2 separate regions of the Homo sapiens genome follow, and region 1 is linked to region 2. A link is a contact called in ENCODE Hi-C data. All regions are on one chromosome and are shown on one strand. Each heading gives the region's core, a stretch centred on a gene start or an enhancer-like site at or near the end of the contact. The rest is flanking DNA. Distances are from core to core; before and after follow the strand shown. Region 1 has its middle 110 kb from the start of LINC00269. Region 2 has its middle 100 kb from the start of EFNB1.

Region 1 (3,568 bases), core at 789-3,288, 360 kb before region 2:
TGACAGGGTCTCACTCCTGTCCCAGACGGGAGTGCAGTGGGTGATCACAGCTCACTGCAGCCTCCACCTCCTGGGCCCAGGTGATCCTCCCACCTCAGCCTCCTGAGCAGCTGGGACCACAGGCATGCACCACCACACTCGGCTAATTTTTTTGTATTTTTTGTAGAGATAGGGTTTCACCATGTTGCCCAGGCTGGTCTCCAACTCTGGCCCCAAGCAATCCAACTGCCTCGGCCTCCCAAAGTGCTGGCATTACAGGCGTGAGCCACCGTGCCCGGCCCTGATCAATTCTTTTAAGTCTTTAAGTATAAGGGTCTTAGAGCATTCCAGGATTCCTCAGACTGTATGCTCTGGGACGGGATTTCCTGGGGGTTAAAAATAGAAATAAAACAAAATTACGGACTAGGTACCAGGGAATGTTCTAAGTGCTTTTTACAAATGTTAACTCATGTAATCCTCACAACAGCTCAGTGATGTGAATACTATTACCCCCATTTTGCAGATGAGGAAATTGAGGCAGAGAAAAAATAACTGACAGACTCAAGCACCTAACTGACTCAAACCAAAGACACTCTTTGCCTTCTTTCTGGTTCATTTCCCTAGCTGGGTGACCCTGCCTCCTCCACCCCACACCTTTCAGGGCTTCGTTCTCCTTCATGGCTTTCTCAGCACTGGGCAAGGTATCTCCTGCCTGAGACAGGCTGCCTCCTTGAGGTGCCCTTCACCTCCCTGTGCTTCCTCCCCTCCCTCCCCTCCTCTCTGGGGGAGCTGAGCCAGGCTCAGGTTTCTCCATTTCCAGGCTGAGTCTCCTGCCTTGAGCTGGGCTCACTGAAGAGAAGAGATCTTGCTGACCTTGCACTTTCCATCCACTCTGGGGCTCTGGGCTTTGAATGGACACATAAGGAGTTCTGCACCCCCTGTCATGGTGAGGGACTGAGGAGGGCGGCTGGCCTCTTGCCCTGGACCTCTGGCGTGGAAGAAGTTACCCCAGTCCCACTGAGCGGGCCTGAGTTTGAAACCCACAGGCGTCTCTGTGCAGATCTGGGGCAGAAGTATTGCTGAGGGCACTGGAGGAGGAGTTGGGGCCAAGGGCTGGGTGGGATGTCCACCTGATTATAGTTGCAAACCCCTTCTCCACACGACAATGGAGTACTTACTAATTCTCCCTTGCGTTGGACTAGTTTCTTCCTCAAGCTCTCTCTTTTGGAATGATAGAGTTAGAGTGTTAGAGATAGAGATAGAGTGTAGAGGGCTGGATAGACCCTTAGAAATCATTGAGGCCAAGTCTTTTGCTTCCAGATGGGGAGCCTGAGGCCCAGAGAGGGCAAAGACATGCTCAAAGTTGCACAGCAAGACAGCCATGGAAGCAAGTTGGAACCCAGGGTTCTTGACTCTTCCCGGTAAGTGTCTTATCCAGCTCAGTTCCACCCCTCACTGTGGACAAGAACCTCTACACTCCGCCGCACACACACACGCACACACAAACACAGGCTGTGCGCTATGGCCTAGGGAAGCAGGCCCTTGGGAGTGAAGTGGGAGGCACCCAGAGGCTGATGAGAGGCAGAGGCCAGGATAAGGACGGAAACTGTGCCGCTGGGGTGAGCGTGGCATTCGGAGGCGTGGATGTGCGCTGGTTTTTTTGTGCCTTAGAGCCTCCAGCCCATGCCTTGTGAGCCACCCTTGCAAGGGTGGGAGAGGCCAACGAGAAACGCCCAGGCTCACTATTGAGGTCTTTACTGATGCTTGAAGGGTTTGGAGGCCTCCAGCAAAGTCACTGACCCACCCCCTGGATTTTCGTCGCACTCGTACCCTTCAGGTGTCCAAAGGTCCACCCCGTGCACCCTTTCCCCCAGTTTTCTAGACCGCCGCTGCGGCCGGGTGAGCCAAGGGCCATGGCCACAAGGGGGCACTGGCGCTCCATGGCTCCAATGGGCGTGGAGGCGCGCACTTTCTGCCGGCGTTGGCGGGGGGGGTGCGGGGGCAGCAGGAGTTTGCATTCGGCTCCCCCACTCCTGGCACCCTCCCCATTTCCTCTTGGAAGCCTCCCTAATCCTCTTATGCCGAGGGTCACATCCCTGGGCCCGGGGACGAGGTGTTTCATTTTCAATTCGCCCCCACTGCCCCTGGGGGAGGTCCGTGAAACGTGGGGAGGGGAGTCCCCTGGGCTGAAGCCCTCTTCCCTGCCCCTCTGCCCACCCCTTTCCCTTGCTCTTGTCTTCAGCTTGTCCCTTTTTTGGGTGTATCTCTCCTACCTGCCCTCCCTCCACTCCCCGCCTGGTCAGCCTTCTCCCTTCTCAGAGCCCACGTTCCATCTCCTCTCCTCGGACCTTTCCCCTCCTTTCTTCCTTATCAGCTTTCAGCTTTCACTCCCCGCTTCTCTCTCCCCCCTCCTGCTCCTCTCCCCTTGTCCTCCTCTCTTCTCCCTTCTCTTCTCTCCCCTCCTCCTTCCCCCTTCTCCATTCTCTTCTGCTTTCCCTCTCCTTTCCCTCTGCCCTGGCTCGGGCGGCCTCTCCCTGGAGGAGTCGGGATGTTAGGGTGGAGTGGGCCTTGGCCCTGCCTCTTCCCAGGGCTGTGGGCTCGCTCCCAGGTTTTGCGGGTTGAGACAGGGAGTGAGGGAGGGAACATCCAGCGCTGCTGGAATCTGGGAGTGGAGGCAGCTGTGGGTCAGAAACCCTCCAGTCCTCTTAGCAAGTGCAGCCTTTTCTGGAGGGGAGGGAGATTGAGAATCCAGAGACCTGGGGCCTGATCCCAGCTCCGGCTCTGACCTCTGGCCCTGGCCGTGTGACCTTTCCCATCCTCTCCCTGGGCTTCAGTTTGCCCCTGAAGACAATGGAGAGGTAGATATCTGAGGACTCTCCCAGTCCGTCCTCTATTTTTTTCATTTTTCAGTGGTGACTGTCAATCCCAGGAGGCCTGAGCATGGCTTCTCCCAGATTCACCCTCTGTCCCCATGGCCCCCTTTAAAATGCTAGGGGCCACTGGTGTGACAGAGAGGAGTCTGTCTGTGTCTGTGAGTTGCACTGGAAGAGGGACTGGGGTTGGGTGTGGGCCCTGATGTCAGCATGTTGGGGAATCTGTCTGGCATAGTTGCTCCCTGACTCTGAGGATCTGGGCAGCTCTTGGTGCCTGGAATTGTAGAATGTCAGTGCTGGAAGAGGTCTGGGGCAGAGATAAGTCAAACACCAATATATGGGACCACTGTGGTCCTCACTCCACCCTCCAGCTCTACCCCAGGGTACACACCCAAGGGCCATTGCCTGCCTTTCACCTCTTAGCTTCCAAAAGAACTTAGCCCCTTGTGGGATGAATCAGGAAACTGCGGTCCAGAGAGGGGCAAAGACTTGCCCAGGTACATGCAGCAAGGTGGTGGCGAGCTGAGACCAGGCCCCGAGGCTCGCGCCTCCCAGCTGTGAGCATGCTGGGGATATAAGAACGCAGGTGAGGTGGTGTTGCCACCTGGCACGTGCTTTGGGGGATTGGTGATGTGAAGGAAGTTGTATGTGTGCATGACAGAACTGGGGGCAGGATGGGAGGTGGGAGTCGTTAGGGATGATTGCCTGTTCCCCAG
Region 2 (3,573 bases), core at 36-2,535:
GCCTGCTCTTCATTCATACTAGGCCTGAATGGGGGCTGCAGGCACAGCCCCGTGGTGATCACTGAGGAGGGGGTGAATACCAAGGCATCTAGGCAACCAAGAGAAAGGACTAAACCCTCAGCAATGCAAAGAACTCACCCCCCACCCCCTGCCCCACCCCACCCTGCTCCTTTGATCACACACACACACACACAGACCAGCCCTGGCCCTGCCCTCCACATGTCCACATTTCTTCTGTATCCCCCACCACACACACACCACATCTGGGGAAGGGCTCTGGGCCTTTGGGCCTCACCTCTGTGTGAACCTCTCCTTTGATCACCACACCAGCCACAGGGAGGGAGAGAAGTTGTGGGGGAAGGGGAGGGAGGAGAAATTCTCCCTTTCTTTGCCCCTCTGTGTACAGCTTACTGAGGCTCAGAAAAGGCAAGCCTCTTGCTGAAGGTCCTCTAGCAAAAGATGAAACCAAAGTTCTGAGCCCTGACCTTCCATGGGCCAAGGCCTCAAGGAATCCCATAGTATCAGCTGGAAAGAATGGGGGAATGTGCCCCAGGATGACAGAGAAGCAGAGAGCCACCTGTTTCTTCTTCTCCATCCTAGCATGTAGATAAATATAACACCCCTCCTATTACAGCCCTTGACTGTTTACAAAGTGCTACCCATATGTTCCTTCATTTAATCCTCCCAGCAACCCCAGGAGGAAGGTATTATTCTCATCCTCATTGTACAGATGAGCAAGCTGAGGCTGGCACAGACAAAGTGACTTAGTTGCCCCAGATCACCCAGCAAGGAAGAGGAGACGCCAGGATTTGATGGCGGGCCTGAAGCCCCTAGGACCCTTGGGTGGCCCCTCCGTTTTCAGTGACAAACTCTGAGACTGGACGTGAGAAGGCCTGGCCTGCTGCAAACAAGACTGGAGCATGCAGCTGAATCAGTACTGATTGACATACTTATTCCTAGGGTACTAATGAACACTAGCCAGTCAGACCTCTGGGCAATCCCCAGCCCTGACACCTTGTCTGTAATACCCACAGTCCCTGTCTCTCCCTATACTCTCTACTGGAATGCTACCTGCTTGGCATCAGGAGCAGGGGCCTGGGCCCGCTTCCCAGCACCCTGGCTCCTGGAGTCAAGCTGCCCCTCAGCTCCTGTCCCTGCTCAGCCTATGACATGGCTCAGAGGCTAGGGGCTGGAATGGTACTGGGGAGGGGAGCCTGAGTCATCTCCAGGCCAGGAAGCACAATGTTTGGCAGGGTTCCTGGGCCCAGCTAAGGAAGGAGCAGGAGCATTGAGTTACAGAGCCACCTTAGGCCAGGGAAGAGGTGGTGAGGAAGGGGGTGTTGGTTGAGTCCATGGAGATGGGAAACTAACAGCAAACCAGGGTCCACAGGCTCTAGGCAGGGGGAAGGACCCAGGCAGCCTCAGGGCACCTGGGTGGGGGAGGGGAACACAGAGATGCCAGTAGGACCTTTATTCTCTCCAGTCTTCCTTCCCAAGCCAGCACCCCCTCGCCCCCACTCCTGTCCCAGCCAAGGCCCTCTCTCCCTGCAGAGCTGTGTGACAGCTGGGACAGTTCCAGAGAAGGGAACCCCCTCGACCCCACAGGGGGAGGGCGCCACCTCCCGCCGCCTCCCTCTACCTCTTCCTGTCACGTCTTTGGCCACCAGTGTTTCAAAATATACTGGCTCTTGGCTGGCTGTTTACTTAGGAATCAAAAACATCAAGTTTCAAATTCATTCCCACAGCTTTAGCTCTCACCTCTCGGCAGACCATTCCCGTCTAAACTGCTCTCCTGAGCTCCAGGCCCACAGAGTTGACAGCCTACTCGATCTGTCCTCCACAGGGGTAACCCTCAGATACTTCTAGCTCAACAGGGCCTAAACTAAAACTCCTCTCTCCCTCACCCATCCACGACCCATGAAAAAAAATTCCAACCTCTGTCTCTAGGAGGTATGTCACCATTCTTCAGCTGGGCATCATTCTTGGTTTCCTCCCTCCCTCCCTTCCGTCCTTCCTCCCTCCTTTCCTCCTGCCTTCCTGCCTGCCTTCCACATTTACTGAGCATGTGCCAGGCACTGTGCGAGGAAGTGGAGGTTGGCAATGAGAAAGTCAGTTGTGATCCCTGCCCTCCTTCAGCTTACAGTTTGGTCAGAAGAATAAACAGAAAATCGCTGGGCAGGTTACTAAGGGCTGAGATGAGAGTAGTACAAGGGGCTGGGGGAGCCCATAAGAGAAGTATCTGATTCTGGCTTGGGGTGGGGATCATGGAACACCTCCCAGAAAGCTGACTGAGCCCCAGCATGTAGGGTCACTGAGTTAGGCTCAGGGTTCGGGGAGCGGGAGGGCTGGAGTATCCCAGGTAGAGAGAAGAGCAGATGCAAAGGCCAGAGGTAAGGGGCCGGTGGGGGGTGAGGTGTCTTGCAGCGATCAGTGGAGCAACTGAAAGAAGTCACAGTAAAGAGAGAGAGCTGAAGCTAAGAATTGGGAGGTAGAGGTCATGCCCGGTTGGAGATGAGGCAGAAGAAATACCTAGGCACCAGAGCACCCGGGCCTTGTAGGTCATTGGAAGGGGTTTAACCTTTATCCAAAGACTGTCAGGAGCCATTCGAATGTTTTAAGCAAATGAAACTCTGACGTGAGTTTCCAAATTGCAGTCTTCTTCACCCTGCCTTTCAAATTGTCTAGCTCCACAGTGACTCTCCACCACTTACTATGCCTTCTTTCACCAATCTCGTGGGCTCAGACCATTGCACAGCCTCCAGATGGTCCCTCATCTTCAGGTCATGGACCCACCCATGCCCCAAGCCAGCCTCCAATCAAGAAGGGAGCTAATGTTGTATATGTACACATACAGATCCAATCACATCCTATCACTTATCCCACTTCAAGTACAGCCATAGCTCCCCCATGACTTTTGGAATAAAGTCTCATTTCTCAGCCAGGTGAACACACAGATCTTCCCCTCTCTGGCCTCAGCACCAGGTCTGGTCTACTCACTCTGGGTGCTCTATCCACAAGGCCCGGTGCAGCATGTCCCAGATGCAATGCAGCTCTGGGCATTCATCCTCTTGCTGATTTTCTCTTCTTTGATTTCTCCCTCATGCTTCAGGGTCTGACTCTAATGTTACCCACGTGCTATTTCCCAACCCCCTTCCTTTCCCTTCACCAAGTCAGGTGCTCTCTGGAGCTTGCCTGTAATTTAATGTACTGCCCACCCCCCAACCCTGCCAGGGATAACTATGCCATGTGAATCTGCCTCTCAGCTTCATTCCGCTTCTGCCTCTGCTCTGTCCCTCTGGCAACAGCTTGAATCCACCTTGATGCCCAGATCTGGCCTAGCCTACCTGCTTCCTTGCAGCTTTACCATCAGACTCTGGCCAAGCTGTGGCCTCTCCAGTCTTCACTCCCAGCAGCCCCTGGGCTTAGGAAGTCTTCGTGTTCAGAGAATCCCATCAAAATCTGACCTTGCTTTCTCAGGCCTCCCCTCCTCCCAGCACTCACTAGCTGAGCAGTGCCGAATGGAATTTCCTTACCTGTGATCGGGGCTTGCCTAGCCCAGGAGAGAAGCAGAGG

The links. Hi-C counts contacts between places; a loop is a spot of excess contacts on that map. Pooled maps may share reads with other maps.
Region 1: a loop to region 2 is called in a map of cardiac septum, with 6 times the contacts of the local background. The contact joins two enhancer-like sites. A Hi-C loop is called at or near these places in 1 of 168 maps with a recorded cell type or tissue (cardiac septum) and 6 of 50 pooled maps.

Annotation. Positions count from the first base shown.
Region 1 is chrX:69,284,506-69,288,073 of GRCh38, reverse strand. No RefSeq gene overlaps it. Among named protein-coding and RNA genes, the nearest start is that of LINC00269, 110 kb to the right of the region's middle. RefSeq lists an enhancer at 1,095-2,076. Within about 2 kb of position 2,038, at least 8 of the 41 ENCODE cell types and tissues checked have a DNase peak (open chromatin) inside an H3K27ac peak, as active enhancers do.
Region 2 is chrX:68,927,388-68,930,960 of GRCh38, reverse strand. No RefSeq gene overlaps it. Among named protein-coding and RNA genes, the nearest start is that of EFNB1, 100 kb to the right of the region's middle. RefSeq lists a silencer at 1,139-1,342. Within about 2 kb of position 1,285, at least 7 of the 41 ENCODE cell types and tissues checked have a DNase peak (open chromatin) inside an H3K27ac peak, as active enhancers do.